Linked DNA regions of Homo sapiens: region 1 is linked to region 2. Evidence: read pairs that join two places in POLR2A ChIA-PET (ENCODE). Cell type or tissue: OCI-LY7. All regions are shown on one strand. Each heading gives the region's core, and the rest is flanking DNA. Links, peaks and the distances in the headings are about the cores only.

Region 1 (5,000 bases), core at 1-5,000, 54 kb before region 2:
CATTAGTACATTACTGTTAACTGCACTTTAGACCTTATTCAGTTTCACCATTTTCATCTGCATTCATTTATGTTTGTGTGTAACATATGTACCTCTGTTCAGTTTTATTACGTGTATAGATTCATGTACTCACCACTACATTGAGATATAGAACCGTCACCATAAAAGAATTCCCTTTTGCTGCTCACTGTACAGCCTACCTGCCCTCCCTGTCTCCTAGCTACCACCAACGTGTTTTCTATCTTTTTCCATCTCTTGTTTTATTTTTTTCTATCATTCTAGTCTCTTTCTTTTAAAAATTGACTTTTCTTCAAATGGAACCTAGAAATGAATAAAAACTTACCGTCAGTCGCCTCAGGAGCTGTGTTTGAAGGCACAGATGATAGATCTGCATTATCCACATAATAGGGGTTCATTTGCAGAAGCCATCCCCACACCCTCAGAGATCCCTGTTTGTGAGTTGTTTCAGGGATAGTCTCAAATTTTCCTACTGTGTCTAATTGACCTGGGAATATCACTTCCAGTATTCCTCTTTTGCACTTAGTGTTATAGAAGCCTCTTGTCCTTCAGGGTATCATCCTATATCTTCTCTGTCTTTCTTTTATCTGCTATGGTTTATGGTTTGTCATTTTTAAATCAGTTTAAAGTTTTTGTTTTTCAATTGTAATACCTTTTGGGTGATGGGTTCTGTTACTCATTTTAGAAAATTGTGCTGCCTTGTACTCACATCAGTTACCTTAAAGTGTCAAGAAATGGCTCTTAATTCTGTTATTCAAAGATAGAGTGGAAAAATCCATGTTCAGATTTATATCGTTTATGCTACTGATAACGTTGGCCTGAATCCAGTAATTTTCAAATTACGTATCTTTTCGATAATGTTGTATAAATGGAATCTTACAGGTAGTTCTGATTACTGACATGAACTTTCCTCTTTCTAGCTGTTCTTTTCTTACCTATTTATGGATCTGTTTATTTTTTAAAAACCAAACATAATTCACATACGTAGTGGGGGAAAAAAAGTCAGATCCAGAAAGGTTTAAACTCCACAGATCTATTTCCTAAAACGTTACCATTTGTAATAGTTTTGTGTTTGTCCTGAGAAATTAGTGTTTATGCATATATCAAAATAAATGTGCAGGCCAGACATGGTGGCTCATGCCTGTAATCTGTAATCCCAGCACTTGGGGAGGCTGAGGCAGGCAGATTGCTTGAGCCCAGGAGTTTGAGCCTGGCCTGGGCAACATGGCAAAATTATGTTTCTACTAAAAATTAAAAAATTAGCCAGGTGTGGTGGCATGTGCCTGTAGTCCCAGCTATTTGGGAGGCTGAGGTGGGAGAATCACATGAGCCCAGGAAGTTGAGGCTGCAGTGAGCCATGATCCTGCCACTGCACTCCAGCCTGGGCAATGGGAATAAGACCCTGTCCGAAAAGTAAATAAAAAAATGTGCAATGTGTTTTATATAAATGGACTCTTACTGTACATAGTATTTAGTCTATACCCACTCTTTGCTTAATGTGTCTTCCTGAGCTCTTCATGTCAACACGTAGGTTCATCACATTCTTTGTAATGACTGCAAACTAGTAGCTTTTTGATTTATACATACATACATACAGGGTCTCACTCTTTTACCCAGGCTGAAGTACAGTGGTCCAGTCACAGCTCACTACAGCCTTTACCTCCCAGGCTCAGGTGATCCTTTCACCTCAGCCTCCCAAGTAGGTGGAACTACAGGCACATGCCACCACGTTTGGCTAAGTTTCGTATTTGTAGAGCTGAGGTCTCAAACTCTTGCACTCAAGTGATCCTCCTGCTTTGTCTCCTGAAGTGCTAGGATCACAGGCATGAGCCACCATGCCCTGCCTTAGTACTTTATTTAACCAAACCTCTACTGATACACTTTTTGATGGTTTTCTGTTTTTTTAAGTTTTATTTTGTTACAAAAATTACAGAAATAAATACCATAGCATCTAAATCTTAGGCCATACTTTTCTTTTTTTTAAATTTTTTTGGAGACAGAGTCTTGCTCTGTCGTCCAGGCTGGAGTGCAGCGGCACCATCTCAGCTTACTGCAACCCCTGACTCCCAGGTTCCAGTGATTCTCCTGCCTCAGCCTCCCAAGTAGCTGGGATTACAAGCTTGCGCCACCACGCCTGGCTAATTTTTGTATTTTTAGTAGAGGTGGTTTCACTGTGTTTGCCGGGCTAGTCGCCAACTCCTGACCTAAAGTGATCCGCCTGCCTCAGCCTCCCAAAGTGCTAGGATTTACAGGCATGAGCCACCCTGCATGGCCAGGCCATACTTTTCAAAGTATGTCTGTGGGCATAATTTCCTGGTTTAGGAATTGTGTCAGAATATATTGTACTGTATTTAAAGTTGATATGCCTAACTCCTCCCACCCTCATCACCAAACACATACTTCCTGTGCCCTTAATTTATACTTCCCCCTAAAACTTTTTTTTTTTATAAGAGTCCCCATTCTTTCATACTCTTGCCAAGATTTTTGCCAGTCTAACAGGTTCCTGGATGTTTTTGGTATTTCCTTAAATGGCATTTTGTATATGTCCAGAAACAGTAGTGGTTCATTCTTTTTATTTTTCCAAAGCCCTTGCTGTGTTTAGCTTCCTTTTTTGGCCTTTTCAAAAGCAGTAATCCTTGAAGTTGTGTCTTCAGAGTAACCTGTAACCCCCAACAACTCAGTTCTTCCTGGAGTCATAAGTAGGAGTCCATCATTCTCTTCTAATACATTTTTATCTCAGGGCTTGAAAATTATTGGGAAATCCAGAGAGCTTTTGTTGTTTATATGTGCTTTATCTGTCTATATTTACTGAATTAGAAATTGAAACTGGGAGACATTACATTAGCTGTTAGAGCAGTGACATAATCACATGGCATGTAGATTCCAAAACTCCACTGTGCACTCAGTGAAAGAAGAAACAAGTCAGCAGACCCCTTAGTAGTAGTATGAGTGTAATTTTGACCTCCTTTACTCCCTGATAGGGTCTTAAGGATCCGTAGGGATTCTTAGACCAATTTTGAGAATTGCTGCTCTCTATAAAGTTTAATTTTTATTTTCTGAAAGATATTATTTTATATAATCTCTCTTTGAAGTTTGTATACCACTCTTCTGTATACTCAACAAATCTTTGAGGTCTACTTGGCATTTGATTTTCAGGCAATTCTTTCTAGTAACTTGGAGCATTTCCCAAATTGTGTCAGTGTTTTTTCTATGTGTCAGTACTATACCAGCATAGGGAAAATAAAGTAAGTGAAGGCAAGGAATTTAGCATATTCCCTTTTGACTTAAGAATTTTCCAATTTTGTATTTTTTTGCTTGAATTTCTTGTATTATGCAAATTAAGGGAAATTATTGAGACTCATTCTTGCATCATTATTAGATGACTTCATTGAATCTTAGCAGCATTTATACTTTCGTTTTGGCTTTCAGTAGGGTGTAGAGCAAAAGCTTTTACTTATACTCACCTCTTTTTATCACATAACCATCTTAGAGTTAGTGATAGATTTAAAAGCAACTATAACTTTATATTTGCATATATGCATATTGATTGGCAATCTCTTTTTAATGATCTTCAAAAATAATTTTTATCAGCTATTCCTTGAGCGAGAGCGGGCAGCCCAGCTAGCAGAAAGTAAAACAGATGAGTTGATCAAAGATGCTCCCACCACTCAGCATGATAAGAGTGGAGAGTGGCAAGAAACAAGTGGAGAAATACAGTGGGTGTCAACTGAAAAGACTGATGGTACAGAAGAGAAACATAAGAAGGAGGAGGAGGATGAAGAACTTGACCTCAATAAAGGTATATTTACTTTGAATGGTGTATTTAAATTGAAGATAGTGGTTTGATTTTGTTTTTTTCTTCAAACTATTTTAATTTGCAGATTGTCTTAATCTGGCTATTGCTTGAGGACCTCTCTAGTTCAGTCCAGACAAGCTTTGATACTTAAGTGCTTGTGGTAGTTCTCCCACAGTGAGGAAGGTGCGTGCCAGTGGCAGGCATGCTAGTGACGGGAAAGATCCAGTTAAGTCACTCTTCCTTCCGGGGCCCTCCTTTCCTTTACTTATCTGTGAAGAGACATATAGGAGACATAATAGGATTTTTTCAGTTTTCAGTTTTTGAGATTGTTTTTTCAGCTTCACTTTAAACTTGAAGATCTATTGTCAGATTACAGTAATAGTTCTCAAAGTGTAAGTACTAGATGGTAAACACAGTAAGAAATATACTGTAGGCTGGTGGCTCACACCTGTGAGCCCAGCACTTTGGGAGGCTGAAGCAGGAGGATTACTTGAGGCTAGGAGTTTGAGACAACAATCTAGCAAGACCCCATCCCTACAAAAAATATAAAAAATTAGCCTGGCATGGTGGCACAAGCCTGTAGTCCTAGGTGGTTGGGAGGCTGAGGTGGGAGGATTGCTTGAGCTGAGGAATTCAAAGTTACAGTGAGCTATGATTGTGCCACTGCCCTCCACCCTGGGTGACAGAGTGAGGCCCTTTCTCATTAAAAAAAAAAAAGATACTAGAGGTAATATCTTCGCTAATCATACATTATTGAGTATCTACTGTTGTCAGAATTTGTGATACAACTTTTGCCATTTATACAAGTTCTGCAAAATAGCCATTTGTAACTTTGTATCACTAAGGTTATGAATTTAAGTTCAGTCCGCCCTCCATACATGTGGGTTCCACATCCACAGAGTCAGCCAACCACAAATCAAAAATATTTGAGGAAGAAAAAATAATACAGGTTAGTAAATAATATAGTATAACAGCTATTTACATAACATTTACATTTTATTAGGTGTCATAAGTAATCTAGAAATGATTTACAGTATGCCAGAGGATGTGTGTGACTTATATGCAAATACTGCACCCTTTCCTGTCAGAGATTTGAGCCTCCTCCAGTTTTGGTATTGGAGGGTGCTGGCATCCTGGAACCAATACCCCTTGGATGCAGAGGGACGACCATATGTTCAGCTTCACA
Region 2 (6,354 bases), core at 605-5,604:
TTCCTTATCCATTCATTCATTGGTGGATTCTTAGGTTGATTTCACTTCTTGACTAATATGAACAGTGCTGTAATAAACATGGGAGTGCAGATAGTTCTTAGGTTTACTGATTTCCTGTCTTTTGGATATATCCAGCAGTGGGATTGCTAGATCATATGGTAGTTCTACTTTTAGTTTTTTGAAGCGCCTCCATACTGTTGTTCATAGTGGCTGTCCTAGTTTATATTCCCACTAACAGTGTATGAGTGTTCCCCTTTCTCCGAATCCTTGCCAACGTCTGTTATTTTTTGTCTTTTTGATAATAGCCGTTCTAACTTGGGTGAGATGGTATCTCATCATGGTTTGATTTGCATTTCCTTGATGATTAGTGATATTGAACATTTTTTCATATACCTGCTGACCGTTTGTATGCCTTCTTTTGGGAAATGTCTATTCAGGTCTTTTGTTCATTTTAAAAATGAAGTTATTTGTTTAAAAAGGATACTTTGAATCCAGGCACAGTGGCTCACACCTGTAATCTCAGCACTTTGGGAGGCTGAAGCGGGCGGATCACTTGAGGTCAGGAGTTCAAGACCAGCCTGGCCAACATGGGGGAAATCCCATCTCTACTAAAAATACAAAAATTAGCCGGGTGTAGTGGTGGGCGCCTGTAATCCCAGCTACCTGGGAGGCTGAGGCAGGAGAATCTCTTGAACTTGGGAGGTGGAGGTTGCAGTGAGTTGAGATCACACCACTGCACTCCAGCTTGGGTGGCAGAAAGAAACTCCATCTCAAATAAATAAAATATAGGCTGGGTGTGGTGGCTCATGCTGTAATCCCAGCACTTTGGGAGGCCGAGGTGGGCAGATTGCTTGAGCCCAGGAATTTGAGGCCAGCCTGAGCAACGTGGCAAAATCCCATCTCTACAAAAATAATAATAAAAAAAATTAGCTGGGCATGGTGGTATGCACCTGTAGTCAGTGCCAGCTACTCCAGAGGCTGAGGTGGGAGGCTCACTTGAGCCTGCAAGGTAGAGGCTGACAGAGAGAGACTTTCTCTCAACAACAATAACAACAAAATATATATGTAGGCTGGGAGCTGTGGTGCATGCCTGTAATCCAAGCATTTTGGGAGGCCGAGGCAGGAGGATCACTTGAGTTCAGGAGTTTGAGACCAGCCTGGGCAACATAGTGAGACTTCATCTACTAAAAATACAAAAAAACTAGCTGAGTGTGGTGGGGTGTGCTTATAGTCCCAGCTACTTGGGAGGCTTAGGTGGGAGAATCACTTGAGCCTGGGAGTGGAGGCTGAAGTGAGCTATGATCTTACCCCTGCACTCCAGCCTGGATGACAGAGCGAGACTGTCTAAAAAAAAAAAAAAAAAAAACAACAAACAAAATAACAACAACAGCAACAATTAAAAAAAACAAAAAACCAGGCTAAAATTCTCCCTGCCTTAAAAAAAGAAAAAGAAAAACAAACCTTTACTTCTGTAAACCCATAAGATTTGCACAACTTAAAAAGTCTGAAGTCACCTTTTTTTTTGAGACGGAGTCTCGCTCTGTTGCCCAGGTTGGAGTGCAGTGGCATGATTTTGGCTCACTGCAACCTCTGCCTCCTGGGTTCAAGTGGTTCTCCTGCTTCAGCCTCCTGAGTAGCTGGGATTACACAGGCTCGTGCCACCACACCCAGCTAATTTTTTATATTTTTGGTAGAGATGGGGTTTCACCATGTTGGCCAGGCTGGTCTTGAACTCCTGACCTCAAGTGATCCACCCACCTCTGCCTCCCAAATTGTTGGGATTACAGGCTTGAGCCACTGTGCCCAGCCCTGATGATACATTTCATTTTAAACTATCATTCAGGAGTAAGGGTAAAACAAGATTTTCAGAGAGGGAACCATAGGGAAGCTGGCGAGACGGGCAGAAACAGGAAATTGTGTACTCCGTTTGTTGGAATCTGAATCAGCCTACTATGTGGAGAACACTTTGTTAATCCTACTTAGATATCTGCATACTTTGTGGTAGAGACATTTGTAAGTATCTGCTCTAGGTAGAGACATTTGTAAGTAACTGCTCTAGAGAAACCTGTTCCTATGTTCGCAAGGGCATAAGTACCAAGACATTCACTGTGGCACTGTTGGCCATTCTAAAGAAGTGGAAAAAAACCGACTCTGCCCTGGAAGGGGAACAGGAGAGTGAGATGCGGCATTGTCTATCATCGAATACTCCAAAGCAGCAAAGCCAGACAGTATGAAACTCCGTCTGCCAACGCATCTAAACATCAAAAACATGATGCAAGATAAAAGCAAGCTGCAACACGATATACACAGTATTATCATAATTTATGTAAAGTGAAAGACACTGAAGCTATAATATACATCATTAATGGAAATATACACATATATCAAAGTGTAGAAAAGTCAGTTAGACCTTACAGCTGACTAACACAATAACCAATACTACACGTCAACAGCTGTGCCGCTGGGGCACGGGGAGGGGAGGGGAGGGAAGGGATGATCCTCAGCTCTCTCTATAGTGGTTTATTTCTAGCAGACAGAGAAACAGCTCCAAAGCAAAGGGATTTCATGGATTATTTCTGCATGGCCAGTAAGGGTGTCTGTTACTTCATTATTTCTCTGTATGTTTAAAAATTTTATAATGAAAATGTATTATCTCTACACGAGCACTTTTTATTTCCCCTGTGAATAATCAGAAGAGTTGGAAAATAAATAAGAAGGAAATAACTTTATCATTCTGCAGTTGAGTATAATTTGAAGTTTAATTCCTGACTGTCTATCACCCCCCACCCTACCAGTGCTGGAGAACGCCTGGGAGGAGGTGTGAGAGGCACGGCTGAGCCCAGTGGTTGTTTGCCCTGGTGCTCCTCTTGCTTCTTATGCTCACGACACTGCACCTTGATGTCCTACTCTACAGCAGTGCCCGCCCCACCCTTGCTGCCACAGCTCCACCCCTGGCCTCCGTGTCCTCCATTGCACATTCTTGCTTCATATTCCAAGCAGTGCTGCACACACACTGTGATGTCATTGTGCATCTCACTGTCAGAATACAATAACAAAATGAGCGTTTTAAAAAGAAGAATTGGGCCGGGTGCAGTGGCTCACACCTGTAATCGCAGCACTCTGGGAGGCCGAGGTGGGCAGATCACCTGAGGTCAGGAGTTTGAGACCAGCCTGGAGCCTGGCCAACATGGCGAAACCCTGTCTCTACTAAAAATACAAAAATTAGCTGGTGTGGTGGCATGCGCCTGCCAGCTACTTGGGAGTAATCCCAGCTACTCAGGAGGCTGAGGCTGGAGAATTGCTTGAACCCAGGAGGCAGAGGCTGCAGTGAGCTGCGATCATGCCACTGCACTCCAGCCTGGGCCACAGAGTGAGACTCCGTACCCCCACCCCCAACAAAAAAGAAAAAAAGAAAAAGAAAAATTAGCATTCCCCCCTCCCCTCTGATAGCTGGGTCCACCTTCCTGGCCCCACATCTTAGTGTTGGATGGCGCTGTGCTTGCTGACCACGTGTCACTTGCACACTTTCCCCAGCTTCAGTCTGCCAGGATAGGGTGACAGCATGGGGCCCAGGACCCACAGGGAGGAGACCAGCAGAGGCAGGTGGGATCAGGACTTGACCTTCCTCTTTCAATAACTCTAAATTAGTTCTTGCTACTTTCACTCGTTCAGGTTGACAGACTCCCTGAGACATGCAGACGTGACTTCCTAAGCATCATTCGTGCGTCCATCCCAGCCCTGCCGGACCATGTCTGACCTGGGCTCAGGATGGCACTGGCACCCAGGGGTGATTTAGGGGTTAGGTTTCAGCGGGCTCTACCTGAGGTGGGCTCAGGTCACAGAGCACAGCCAGGAAGGAGAACCAAGCTCTTCTAGAAGTGTATGGAAAGAGTTCCAGGAGGAAGAGCTGCCAGGCTGGGCCTGGAGTTGGCCAGGTACTGGGGTGGGGGAGGTGGGCTCCAGTGCTACGGCCAACCTCAGTGATGACGCTTCCCAGGTCGCAGCCTTCTCCTCTACTCCCACCCTGCCGCTTGCAGCCCCTCCACCTACCCCACCTCTAGCCTCCCCTTGCTCCCCTCCCCTTCCAGGGCACTCTCAAGGACTCTAGCCCCCAAGCTCCCTGCGTCCGCACACTTCTCTGAGCATCCCACCCTGATGCTTTGATAGACATGGGCTGGCCTAGGCCCTGCCCCTTCTTCAGTCTTCTCCAGTGTGGGGACGCCATTTCCTCTCCTGCTATCAGCAACCCAGGCCTGGGAGACGTGGAGTCTGTCCTTAGAGACAGGTCTCTAAGTTCTGTCCCCCGCTTAGAGCATTTCTCCTTTCCTTCCAGCTGTTCCCTCTCTCTAAACCCCTGACTCTGGTCTTGGGAGGACCGTGGAGCCTGTCTCACAGCTGTGAGTCCACTCTCTGGCTGGCACCTTCCTCTTCCCTCCTCCCTCAGAAGTGGCCCCTCCGGGCTCTGGTGCATCTTCTCTCTCCTCAAGGACCTGTTCCCATACCTCCTGCTTCCCTCTGCTCCCTCTCCTGGGGGCTTCCCCAGCCTCCCAACAGGCCCAGGAGGCCCTAAAAAGAAAACAAACCAAACTTCCCTTGACTCCACAACTCCTTCCGGCTACTATCTCTTCTCCTTCCCCTGTTTATATCTACAGGTGTTTTCTAATCTTAGTTGGTGACTCTACTGTCCATTTTAGCTTTTAGCTTCACCCAGCATCCTGTCTGCTAAGGTCACCAGGGACCTCCCGGGCCACGTGGAATCACCACATCTCAGTCCTTGACTTCTGCAGTCCCTTGCTCTGCCTCTTCCCTTGTTTCAAGCTCCAGCCTCTTCAGTTTGCTCCTGGATTCACTCCCGCACCAGGGCCACATGGTCTCAGTCTCCTTGCTCACTCCTCCTCCTCAGCCTGGCCTCTGAAATTGCACCCTACCCTCCCCTGCCCCTGCTCAGCTGCTCAGTTGCTCAGCTCCTGCCCTTCTCTTGCCACCTGACCTCCCTAGACCTGAGGTTCTCAATCTTAGCTTTGCACGAGAATCATCAGGGAGTTCTGCGAAATGCTGATGCCCAGGCTGATCGCGTCCAGGGGAGGGCCAGGGTCACTGGCATTTTTCCAACACTCTCAGGTGATGTAAGTGCTCTGTGGGGGCTGAGAAGCCCAACCCAGGGTGGTGCCTCCACTCTCAAGGCACCAGCATCGTGTCCTACACAGGTGCCTTCCAGCCTGACCCCTCCTCTGAGCACCACCTGCCAGTGTGACAGCTCCATCTGGCATGGGAAGCAAAAAAAAAATGTTACTTAAAAATCCAACGAGCTTATTAAGGAATCTGTGGCTGCACTCCGAGCTGGTCCCCACAGGCTCGTGGTTCTTCTTAATCAAGTAGTAAATCCTTTATAAGGTGGTGAGTGTCTCACCACAATCATATGATCTAGATGTTATTATTCCCAGTTTACAGATGAGGAAACAGGCACAGAAACTTGCCCAAGGCCATGCAGGTAGCAGGAGGTGGAGCTGGGATTACAAACCCAGACAGTTTTGGCTCAACAGTCCAGGGTCATAACCACAGTCCAGCTTCAGTGAGTCCTGCTGCCTTCACAGGGGACAGCGGCCGGCAAGGTTGGCTCCTTGGACTGGGCACACACGGCCACAGGGACAGGCAGGCAGATAATGGGACTGTCATCGCCACATACATGTGACAATCTCCTTTGCTGCTGCCTTTATGTTCCCATCCTTAAATACCTCTCCCCAGGATCAAGGCTGGCTGCAACATTTATCCAGGCCCAAACCCAACATAGACGGAGTCCAGCCCCACCAGGCATGGTAGCATTTTTTGTGATCTGGAGTAAGACCCTCTACTGGCAACTTCACTGGAAATTCCCTGGTAAGCGGTTTCTCCCAGTGATTTAAGTATTGGAACAGATTTGCTCTAATCTCATGAGTGTCAAAGTTTAATGGCCCCAAACTGCCTTCTGGAACGACCTCTCCCGCTTCCTGAAGCGGCAGCTCCTCTCTGCAGCTGCTTAAGCGAGAACCCTGGAGTCTGTGTTGGCTTTTTTTTTTTTTTTTTAATCGCCCCCACTTGCAATTAACTCATCCTCAGGTCCCATCGATTCTAACTCCAAAATCTATCCCTCTCTACGCCTACACCTGCCTCCACTCCCTGGTCCAGGCCGGCTCTGGCCTTGTTCCTGAATAACGCTTTTCACTTCCATTTCCCTCTCCCTCCCATCCAAGTCAGAGGTGTTTACAAGACAAATTTGATCCTGTTTCTCTGGTGACAAACAATTAAAAGTAGCAGTGGCACTTTGAGGAAAAGCCCAAATCCTCATTGGGGCCTCCAGCCCCTCCTCCTCTCAGC

What was found. Peaks named below come from ENCODE experiments on the same cell type or tissue, not always from the same donor. Only the 100,000 strongest peaks of a DNase experiment are listed, where the experiment ranks them.
Region 1: POLR2A ChIA-PET joins it to region 2 with 6 read pairs; 16 of 35 experiments call an interaction of 5 or more read pairs at or near these places.

What each region holds. Positions count from the first base shown.
Region 1 is chr10:86,445,059-86,450,058 of GRCh38, reverse strand. WAPL (WAPL cohesin release factor) reads left to right here. Exons shown (of 19, transcript NM_015045.5): 16 at 3,610-3,817. Among named protein-coding and RNA genes, the nearest start is that of WAPL, 74 kb to the left of the region's middle. In OCI-LY7, for the core only: no CTCF peak of the experiment used is centred there; no DNase peak of the experiment used is centred there; H3K4me3 peaks cover 192 bases; H3K27ac peaks cover 1,860 bases.
Region 2 is chr10:86,390,164-86,396,517 of GRCh38, reverse strand. No RefSeq gene overlaps it. Among named protein-coding and RNA genes, the nearest start is that of GRID1, 27 kb to the right of the region's middle. RefSeq lists enhancers at 4,134-4,513, 4,734-4,833, 6,242-6,341. In OCI-LY7, for the core only: no CTCF peak of the experiment used is centred there; DNase peaks (open chromatin) are centred at 2,927, 3,607, 4,207, 4,747 and 2 weaker places; H3K4me3 peaks cover 3,759 bases; H3K27ac peaks cover 4,160 bases.